Regions from separate parts of the Homo sapiens genome. Here regions 1 and 3 are each linked to region 2. The links are chromatin contacts, found by Hi-C or POLR2A ChIA-PET in ENCODE. All regions are on one chromosome and are shown on one strand. The core of a region is the stretch at or near the end of the contact, and the rest is flanking DNA. Distances in the headings are between cores, read along the strand shown. Region 1 overlaps ANXA6 (annexin A6). Region 2 overlaps GALNT10 (polypeptide N-acetylgalactosaminyltransferase 10). Region 3 overlaps CCDC69 (coiled-coil domain containing 69).

Region 1 (3,411 bases), core at 198-2,697, 3.3 Mb before region 2:
TGCATCAACCTAAGCCAGATGCCACCAATGTGCAATAATCCCTGACACTCAGTTGGGGCCTTGAAGCCAGCTCTGTCTGTGCAGAGGAATTGCAAGATGCCCAAAGCACACTGAAAACAACTCATAGCCCTGATCTTGGCCCCATGCTGTGCCTCTGAGTCCACTGAGCAACTCACACAAGTGTTGCCCATCACAAGGAACTGGGGGCATGGAAAGATATGTCTGCCCAAACCCAGTGCTGGAGACACTCTGAGATCATATGACCACACAGGGTCCCTCTGCCATGAAGACCCTGGTGCCCAACTGTGCAGAACCGATGGGGACAGGCTGAGCTCAATCAGGCAAGGTGCATGCATGTTGCACAGAGAGCCCAGGAGGAGGTCCTTACCCGGCCAAAGTGAGACTTGAAGGTCTGCCGGATCTGCTGCCGCTGGACATTGCTGCGGTGCGTGATGATATCGATGATTGTGTCTTCGTCAGTCCCTGAGTCACCAAAGCCACATGCCTCAGAAGAAGGCCTGTGGCTCTCGGCTTTCCCCATGCACCGCCCACTGATGGCCCCTCATCGATCTTTGTCAGGGTAGAAGCCTGGCTAAGCGGCCATGTGCTCCTGAGTCCCTGCAGTCCGCTTGCCTATGGCTCAGGCCACTGATTTCTGCTGGACTCCTCCCTCCCTTTCCTTTTGACACGCTGAGGAAAAAGGACAGCTGGGAGGTAGAGAGCACTGGGTTGGGAGTCAGTGCCTCTGAGTTCTAGTTCTGGCTCTGGCAATGGCTGCCCACCCTGGGCAAGTCCCCTTCCCTTGATGGGACTTGGTTTCCACATCTGTAACATGAAGAGGCTGGAGTAGTCACCAAGGGATCCTTCCAACCCTGACAGTCCAAGTCCTGTTAGCAACTCTATGTCCTTTCTCTTCAGCTCTCTGGAAGCTGGACCCTGAGTCCCTCTAACCACAGCAGGTTGACTCTGGAAGGCATTAGAATATCACTTCCTGCTTCTCAGATTAATGCCATCAACCACAGACCCAGCACAGGGGTCTTTCATGGCATTTTTACCTCTAGCATCCTACAGTCCCAGGCGAGCTTGGCAGGTATCATCATTCCCATGAGACACATGGAAAGGAGGCTCAGGAGGGTGATGGACTTAACCTAAAGCCTCCTGGGAGTTGCTGTCAGACAGATGGGGCAGAAAGGCAAAGAAAGCCAAACCCTAGATGGCCTGTCCCAGGCTGGACTTTCTGAGCACAGGCCCAGCTGATCTGAACCTGTGGGTGCAGTACTCTTCCCACTGGTGCCAAATATAGGTCTGAAAGACCTGCCCAGCAGGGCACACTCCCACCACAGAATGAGGGAGGGCTCTTGGGTTCCAGGGTCCACAGCCCTGATTTTACACATAGGGAAATTCAGACCCAGAGTGGCGGAGAGGCTCACCCAGAGTCACACGGTGAGTCAGCAGCAGAGCCAGGGCACCATGCCAATTTTGTGACCTGGTACTTTCTTCAGTGCCAGGATACTGCTTCCAGGAGGCTGGGGGACACCTTGGTCCCTGGAAAGGGCTTCTGCCAAGTTCCTTATGAACCCTCTCCTGCCCCTCCTCTCTATACTCTGGGAGCTAGGAGGGTGGAAACTTGAGATCAAGCCTTCCTCATCCTGCAGACTCTAATTTGAAACCTCACTCCATCCCCTGCCAGCCCACGGCCAAACCCACCACACCTGCTGCCCTGGAGACCAACCCTGCTCCCTTCCCATCCCCCATACCGAGTCCCTTCATGGCTTTCCGCAGCGCTTTGGCATCTGCGTCAGGGTTGAAGTCATTGGCTGGGCGCACAGTTCCCTTCAGCTGTGAGAAGCAGAAAGAGACTCAGCAGGTGTCTGAAGGCCCCCCTGGGGACCAGGCTGAAAGACAGCATGCGAGGGTGGGAAGCTCACCCCATGAGCCCAAACCAAGCGGCGTGGGTGGGGAAAGAGGCAGAGGTGAAGCCACAGCAGACAGACCCTGCACGAGAGCTGAGAGAGAGAGAGAGAGAGAGAGAGAAAGAGACAGAAAGATATAGAGAGAGGGAGAGAGGGACTCAGGGCTGGGAGCAGGGCAAGTCCTGATCAAGAGAAATTGGCTAGGCTCCCGCCTGCCACGGGATCTGCCTCGGTTCTAGTGCCCCTTGGCTGCTTATTCCACCGGGGCATCCCCAATTCTTCTGAATCCTACCCTGCCCCCGAGGCCCCCTCTGCCTCTTAAAGAGTCATTCCCCCTGAAAAGGCAGCAGAAAAGTTCTGAAATACCAGAACAGAGTTTCCCAAATTTCAGTCACTCCTAAAGGACTTTCACTATTCCAAATTAGCACACACACTATGCCATCTCTTAATGGTTTTATGTAATTCAACTTCTTTTCTGTCTACTTAAATGCATCAATTTTTGAAGTGCATTTAAAATTACTCCCAAAAGGCAAGGAATTGTATCCGTTTTATCCTGTTACATATCCCAGGTGCCTACAACAGTGTCTGACATAATAGGCACACTCAAAAAATAATTGTTAAGTGGATTAATGAGGCTTGGCACAATGGCTCATGCCTGTAATCTCAGCACTTTGGGAGGCCAAGGCAGGAGGATCGCTTGAGCCCATTGGTTCAAGATGAGCCCAGGCAACATGGTGAAACCCTGTCTCTACACAAATTAGCCAGGTGTGGTGGTGTCCACCTGAGGTCCCAGCTACTTGGGAAGCTAAGTGGAAGGATCACCTGAGCCTGGGGAGGTGGCAGTGAGCCATGATCATGCCACTGTACTCCAGCCTGGATAACAGAGTGAGACCCTGTCTCAAAAAAAAAAAAAAAAAAAGGAATGGATGAAATTAATTTTATATAACTACCATGAATTAGGAAGTTGATACCATGTATCATAAACTGACAATTTACCACAAAAATCAACATAATAAAAACAAAAGAGGTGATATACCATGAAATTTAACATGATGCCTCTACTTGCCAGAAGCTCTGAAACTTAAAGCGAGCTCTCTCAGCTTTCTCTTTGTGAAAAAGGAAAATCAGCAAGTGTTGCAGAGACGGCGGCACCAAACCAAGACTTCCTCTTTGACGTAATCAGAAACGCTGATGAAATTGGAAAGGAGTGCCTTTCTCATTCACTCTGTGGAGTTCAGCGTTATTCAACCCTGCCAAACTAAATTCACTTCTCACATCACCTACAATCATCTGCAAAGATCTCTTGCCTTATCATTTGGGGAACACTGTCCTAGAACATCAGAGCTCAAGAGCCCTAAGAGATCACCGAGATTGCCATGTTAACCCCTCACTTTAAAGATGGAGACATAGAGGCCCAGAGGGAGGGGGCACCTTCCAAAGGTTACATAGCGAATAAGTAACAGAGAGCTCCAAGGTCCCATGCTTTTTTGTGTGGACC
Region 2 (3,180 bases), core at 44-2,543:
AGGGGGAAGCAAACACATCCTTCTTCACAAGGCGGCAGGAGAGAGAAGTGCTGAGCAAAGAGGAAAAAGCCCCTTATAAAACCATCAGATCTCATGAGAACTCACTCACTATCATGAGAACAGCAGCATGGGGGTAACTGCCCCCATGATTCCATTACCTCCCACCAGGTCTCTCCTATGACACCTGGGGATTACGGTAACTACAGTTCAAGATAAGATTTGGGTGGGGACGTAGCCAACCGTATCACTAGCAACGTGGGATAGGAAGTATAGCTATCACTCCATTGTTTAGATGGGGAATAGGGCTCAAAGAGGTTAAATCAGCACTGTCCAATATAATACAAGCTGCATATGTGATATTATTTTCTAAGGTAAAGAGAAACAGGTAAAATTCATCTTAATAATGTATCTTATTTAAACCAGTATACCTCAAATATTATCGTTTTAACATGTAACCAACACTTTAAAATTATTAATGAGTTCTTTCATACTCTTTTCATCCTAAGTCTTGGAAATCTGGTGTGTATCTCACACTCACAGCACATGTCAGTTCATACCAGTCACATTTTAAGTGCAGAGTCATCACCTGTGGCCAGTGGCTTCCTTCCTGGGTAGCACAGGGTTAATGGTTAAACGCTGCATCTCAGGTCACACAGCAGGTTAAGGAAAGCAGAAATGAGAGTGAGGGTTCCGAATTTCTCACGCCCTGTTCTTTGCATGCATCACCTGCTTCTCGAGTGTTCCTGCCTGCCTGGAGGCAGTATATTGTGGTGGCGAGGGGTGTGAACTGTGGCTTAGATTAGAGATTCACATCCCAGCAGTGCTGCTTTTTAGCCATGGGGCCTTGAGCAAGTTCCCTGTCTGCACTCCAGTTTTACATGTGTAAAATGGTGATGATAATGAGGCCTGCCACATGAGGTCGAGGTGAAGAGTAAATTCATTTTATTAATAAATTAGCTCCGTACAGCACCCGGCATATTCAAGCCCTCAGTAAATATTCAGGGGCTCCCCTTTTAAAGGAGTCCTGCCTGTGCTGTAAAGGCTCATCTGCTACTGGAAGGAGGAGCTGCTTGGGCAGCTTTTGGGTTGACTAAGAGCTTATTCGATCAGCCTACTTCCCATGAGCTTGCACTTCCAGGGACCAGGAGGGGGAATGGAGGTTGCTGCTGGAATGTTTGGATTTGAGGGTTTGGAGTTTTCCAGTGCATCCAGACAAGGATGCAGCCACTCTGATAGCTTTTCACACAGCAAACGCTGGTTGGCCCCTACCAGGTGCCAGTCTTGTGCGAGATACCCTGGGGGACGCTGACAGTCAGCAGCATGACGTTTCCTCACTTAGCACGGTGCCAGGCGGACTTCCTGTTCCCGTGGGTACTGCATGATTTGTCGTCTCTGTGTCCTTGCTGACGTTTTATCCTCCCCTCAGTGCCTTTCCCTCTCCCAAATTTCCTCTTGTCCAAACCCACTTAAATGCCACCTCCCCTGAGCCTCATTCCTTGACCCTTGCCCCAGCCATCCTCCTTACCCCAAAAGCTGGAAACAGACACACTCCTTTCAGATTCCTGTAATGCTGTCTCTACCTCCCGGAGTCCCTTATGCACCCTCTGTCTTGAGGGGGCTGCCCCACTACACCAACATCTCCTGAAGGACTCTCATTGACCTCGAGATTCTTCCAGCACCTCCCTCACAACTGGCATGGGATGAACAAACTCATTAGAGAATGAATGAATGGAGTTAATCTTATCTCCCAGTTTAACTGAAAAGACAGAGACAGTGGCTTCTTCTGTAAACACCACAGCAGAACAAACGTCCATGCTGGCCTACTGAGTAATAGTTGTCAAAGGAGCATGTTCAAAAACACAGAGCCCTAGGCTGCCTCCCGCAAGGATTGTTTCAGCAGGTCTGAGGTGGGGCCCAGCGAGCTGTATATTTTTTCATCTCTCTAAGAGATTCTACAACACAGACAGGCTTGGAGAGACCCCCAACTTGGACCATTTAACTAGTGAGAGGACTAACATGTACATATTTATGATGCAGCTACAGGGCCCATGTGGACAAAGTACTGTGATTTCATTTCACAAGTACTCTTAGGTGTTAATTGTGTAAAGGAACTTCGGGTCCCATTTGGTTAAAATGTAGCTCTTATGAAAGGAAGTTGTAGGAAAGAAAGGGGGATGCCTGGAAGGGCCTTGGATTCCCTGGAAGACACTTGGACTGTGTTCAGGGAGCAGCATGGAACACCGCCGCTGGGGGAATGGCATTATCGGGCCACATGAGAGCATGTGGCCAGGACATCTGCACCTTCACACCATGTTCTTCTTCTCTGACAGGTCTCCCGTGATGGCCGGTGGACTGTTCGCCGTGGATCGGAAGTGGTTCTGGGAACTCGGCGGGTATGACCCAGGCTTGGAGATCTGGGGAGGGGAGCAGTATGAAATCTCCTTCAAGGTGAGCCAGCTCTCCAGACGCCCCGTTCTTGGCACAGCCTCCTGAGTGCCTGTCCCAGTAGGTGTCTCAGCTTCTGCCTGAGCTTGGAAAGACTGGAGGCCTCAGGGTTCTGTAGCCCTTCTGCCCATCAGGTGAAGAAGACAGGGGCTCATGGGCCACTCTTTGTTGTGGGGTGGGGGGGTGTGGGAGGGAAGGGGAGTACTCTCCAGCTGCCAAAGGCTGGTCCTCACCACAGCTCTGACTGGCATTTGCCTTGTGTCTTCTTAAGATGTTGGAATAAGGTCTTGCTTCTACTCAGATGGCAGGTCTGAGATTGAGATGTCCAGCAAATAAGCAGTGGGCCAGAGAAGCTAGGAAGGCCAAACAGGATACGTAGGCCTAGAGGAGTCCTCTCAGTCACCCCAAGTTTTCCCTTTGTACCTGTTGCTCTAGGAGTTTGACAAAGACCAGTGAGCATAAGCTCCAGTTGTAAAGTTACAAAGGCCTGGATTCAGATCCCAGCTCCATCATCAGGAGCTATCTGACTTTGGGCAAGTTAGATCACCCCCCCGAGCTTTCTTTCCTCATCTGAAATAAGGGAATAATAATACTACCTAGCTTACAGAGCTATCGTGAAGATTAAATGAGATCATGTCTAGAAAGTGCTTAGCATACAACCTGGGAACATGACCAGCAATTAATAATTGGTAGAAATTGTTAAAGTTTCGGTGAGTAAATATTTACTGTAACCTA
Region 3 (3,676 bases), core at 933-3,432, 3.2 Mb before region 2:
TGGGATAGACCCCTAAACTTCCCTCAAATTATTTTTTATTTTTTATTTTTTGAGACGGAGTCTTGCTCAGTTGCCCAGGCTAGAGTGCAGTGGCGTGATCTCGGCTCACTGCAAGCTCTGCCTCCTGGGTTCACGCCATTCTCCTGTCTCAGCCTCCTGAGTAGCTGGGACTACAGGTGCCCACCACCATGTCCGGCTATTTTTTTTTTTTTGTATTTTTTGTGAAGATGGGGTTTCACCATGTTAGCCAGGATGGTCTCAATCTCCTGACCTAGTGATCCACCCGCCTCGGCCTCCCAAAGTGCTGGGATTATAGGCGTGAGCCACCATGCCCGGCCAACTACCCTCAAATTCTGAGCCTCACCAGGCAAGAGTGAATTAGGCAGAAGCAACTTGGATAGAAGCCGCCCAGCTATTCCCTACCTTGGGAATCCTAGTAGGATGGAAGGTAAGAGTAGCCCTGAGGGAGGTTCAGCCTGTCCTGCAGAGACTTGAGCTAGCCCTCTTTGGGAGCCATCACTCCATTCTGTTTGTCAGCCTTCAAGGCTTGTGTATTTCTGATTAAGTGCTTTGTGTCCTCATTGTTCCTGCTTAACTTAGAGAATTTAGTAATTAAAGAAGACTCCTTAAGAGTTCACCCAGCTCCTCCGTGTCCCATACATCACAGGCCTGGCTTCCTCTGAGCATGTAGTTCTATCACACCTATCCTGGCTGAGGAAGGCTTACGGGAACCCAGAGCAGGGTTGGAAGGGCCCCAGGAGGCAGCTGACTCCAATCCCCACCTCCTTTTTCCAGATAGAAAAGCTGAGGCCCAGAGGTGGGTGGGCAGATAACTTGTCAGAAGCTGCAAAGCAGGGAAGCAGAGCCCTGGGGAGAATCCAGACTCACAGCTGAGGCTAGAGTCCTTTCCGTCCCCCTGATGCCAGGGTCAGCTTTATCTGAGTAGCTGAGCCTGTAGGGGAGAGGTGATTCTAAGTCTCAAGGGGCTCAGGTCACACCCTCCTCAATATCAGAGCTGCCTTTCCGGTGTCTGGCCCAGCACCACTAGTGCTGGGATCTAAGTAACCACAGTCAGAGCCTATTGGCCGAGGGTAGAGGCAGGAAGGAGGCGGGGAGTGTGGCCCAAGGGGCCCCACTCCAGGGCCTTCGGGGAGGAAGGGCGGGGCCTAAATGATCAGGGCTGTTGAGAAATGTTAGTGTTCACACCCGAATTACAGAAGCTCAGACAGAACACCATAAATACAGGCCTTAGCCTCCCCATCTCTAAGATGGGCAGAGATATTCTGCCAAAGTAATGCCTGAATTTGATGTCATTGAAACTCAAACACTGCCAGGGACATTAAAGATTTAATTCATCCCCTTCATATCATATAGTGTGTGGTCAACATTTCCTCACTGGCTGGAGGACAGTCCAATGTGATTGTACAACCAACTTAAAGTTAGAAGTGCCAGGCTGCACCACTCCGCTGCACCGGGGACACGGCCTATGCTCTGAACACCTGCAGGACCCCCAGAGCACACAAGTCAGGGGCGGATGTGGTCTCCACTGCTCCTATCTGACCAACTGATGAGGTGTCTCAGGGGAGCAAAGGACCACTTCCTTCTTAAATACCCCTGCACCTGGTGAGCCAGACCACAGCAGACAAGCATCAGAAGGGCCTTGAGTGCAAGGCCTCACTTCACAGACGATGACACTGAGGCCTAGAGAAAGCCTTTCTAATACACCTTATTTATTTTCTTCCTCCCTAGGGCTCCCGTTTTCTTGTCCCATATCAGCTTCCCAGGGTGTCTGCTAGTTCTGGTTGCCTCAGAGGGCCTGGAGCTGGCAAAAGCACTAGACATTATTTCTAGCATTTGGGTCAGCCTGGCAGGCAGGACCCTGAAGGAGCTGGACAGAAAATGGTGTCAGTAGCTGGATGGGGGTGGGGAAAGAGACAGGCTGAGGGCCCAGATACCTGTCTCCCAGTCCAATGGCAAACTGGAAGGCCAGAGCCAAGGTCCTAGCTTGCCATCTGAGGCTGAGCGCCTGGATACCTGTCTCACAGTCCAATGGCAAATTGAGAGTCCAGAGCCAAGGTCCTAGCTTGCCATCTGCTTGCTGTGTGACCTTGAGTGGACACTCTTCCTTTTCTGTGCTTCTGTACCCTCCTCTGCATGGCATGGAATTGTGCAATGGGATACGTAAGAGCCCTTCTGGTTTTGACATGCTGTGGATGGGGAAGAAGGGGCAGAGTGAGGTCATCTTGCTATCTCATCTTCTGTCGATCCTGTCCGGCTTGTTTGCTCTGGGCAGGGCAGAGGCAGTTTGACACACTCAGCTGTTAGCTCTGGTCATGGAGGGGGCTTCTCTGGAGAGCAGGAAAGGAGGGTCCCTTGCTCAGGAGGCCTGGGTGAGAACCTGGAGCCCTCCACACCATCCCCTGTTCTTCAGCAGACAGTGTAAGGGTGGTTGTAAAAGAGAGGGCGGGATTGCCTGAAAGCAGAGAATGACAGAGCTCAGCCATCTCCCAAGTTGCACGCAGCATGCTCCTAATTCTACAGTAGCACTGTGAACAGAAATAAGTACCCATTAGTGAGGACAAGGAGGATGCACAGGATGCTCAGGGCAGGACCATTTGCAGTAGGGAAATGCTGTAAACTGAGGACTGGCTGGATATACTCAGGGACATAATACTATGTCATTTCATTCATATGTTTAAGAGAGTGAAGTAGACCTTTATGTACAAAGATGGAAAGGCATTTGGTAAAATACCAATATCCAAACTAAACTATTTCTTTTCTGTCACCCAGGCTGGAGTGCAGTGGTGTATTCTTGGCTCACTGCAACGTCCACCTCCCAGGTTCAAGCAATTCTCCTGCCTCAGCCTCCCCAGTAACTGGGACTACAGGCATGTGCCACCATGCCCAGCTAATTTTTGTATTTTTAGTAGAGACAGGGTTTTACCATGTTGACCAAGCTGATCTTGAACTCCTGACCTCAGGTGATCTGCCCGCCTTAGCCTCCCAAAGTGCTGGGATTACAGGCGTGAGCCACCATGCCCGGCCAACTATTACTAATGATAAAAAAATGCATAGGAAAAAGTACCTAGAAAAGCACAAACTGATAACAGTTGTCATCTCCAGAGAATGGACTAAAATTACTGTGGTCAAGGAAGGGTAGCTTCCATTTTACATTTTACCTAAATTATTAGGATTTTTTTTTTTTTTTTTTTTTTTTGAGACTGAGTCTTGCTCTGTCACCTAGAGCGAGTGGTGTGCAGTGGTGCGATCTCGGCTCGCTGCAGCCTCTGCCTCCCAGGTTCCAGCGATTCTCCTGCCTCAGCCTCCTGGGTAGCTGAGATTACAGGCACGTGCCACACGCCCGGCTAATTTTTGTATTTTTAGTAGAGACGGGGTTTCACCATGTTGGTCAGGCTGGTCTCAAACTCCTGACCTCAGGTGATCCGCCCGCCTCAGTCTCCCAAAGTGCAGGGATTACAGGCGTGAGCCACCACGCCTGGCCAATTCTTAGGATTTTTAAAGCAACAACGCATTCAAGAATTACTTATATACAAAGAAATTAACAACAACAAGAAAAAGGTACCTCTCTTGGAACCTGAAAGCCTCCCCCAGAGTCAAGGTACAGACAGAGAAATCAAGGCTGGGGAAGAGAATAGTTAGCAAAAGAGGCAGAAGT

Evidence for each region. Hi-C counts contacts between places; a loop is a spot of excess contacts on that map. ChIA-PET counts read pairs that join two places held with the same protein, here RNA polymerase II (POLR2A). Pooled maps may share reads with other maps.
Region 1: a loop to region 2 is called in a pooled map, with 29 times the contacts of the local background. The contact joins two enhancer-like sites. A Hi-C loop is called at or near these places in 2 of 37 single-sample maps with no recorded cell type and 3 of 50 pooled maps. POLR2A ChIA-PET finds 5 or more read pairs at or near these places in 1 of 52 experiments (GM12878).
Region 3: a map with no recorded cell type shows a loop between it and region 2 (16-fold over the local background). The contact joins two enhancer-like sites. A Hi-C loop is called at or near these places in 2 of 37 single-sample maps with no recorded cell type and 3 of 50 pooled maps.

Annotation. Positions count from the first base shown.
Region 1 is chr5:151,122,529-151,125,939 of GRCh38, forward strand. It overlaps ANXA6 (annexin A6), which reads right to left. Exons shown (of 26, transcript NM_001155.5): 15 at 1,758-1,839; 16 at 389-483. Among named protein-coding and RNA genes, the nearest start is that of ANXA6, 34 kb to the right of the region's middle. RefSeq lists an enhancer at 1,317-1,817. Within about 2 kb of position 1,448, at least 21 of the 41 ENCODE cell types and tissues checked have a DNase peak (open chromatin) inside an H3K27ac peak, as active enhancers do; they include GM12878, where a contact is called at or near this core.
Region 2 is chr5:154,383,983-154,387,162 of GRCh38, forward strand. GALNT10 (polypeptide N-acetylgalactosaminyltransferase 10) reads left to right here. Exons shown (of 12, transcript NM_198321.4): 7 at 2,331-2,448. Among named protein-coding and RNA genes, the nearest start is that of MIR1294, 38 kb to the left of the region's middle. RefSeq lists an enhancer at 873-1,022. Within about 2 kb of position 1,294, at least 6 of the 41 ENCODE cell types and tissues checked have a DNase peak (open chromatin) inside an H3K27ac peak, as active enhancers do; they include GM12878, where a contact is called at or near this core.
Region 3 is chr5:151,213,214-151,216,889 of GRCh38, forward strand. The region is part of intron 1 of CCDC69 (coiled-coil domain containing 69); the gene reads right to left. The region is part of intron 2 of LOC105378230 (a long non-coding RNA gene); the gene reads left to right. Among named protein-coding and RNA genes, the nearest start is that of CCDC69, 9.0 kb to the right of the region's middle. RefSeq lists enhancers at 355-404, 415-494, 1,275-1,324, 1,675-1,734. Within about 2 kb of position 2,183, at least 11 of the 41 ENCODE cell types and tissues checked have a DNase peak (open chromatin) inside an H3K27ac peak, as active enhancers do.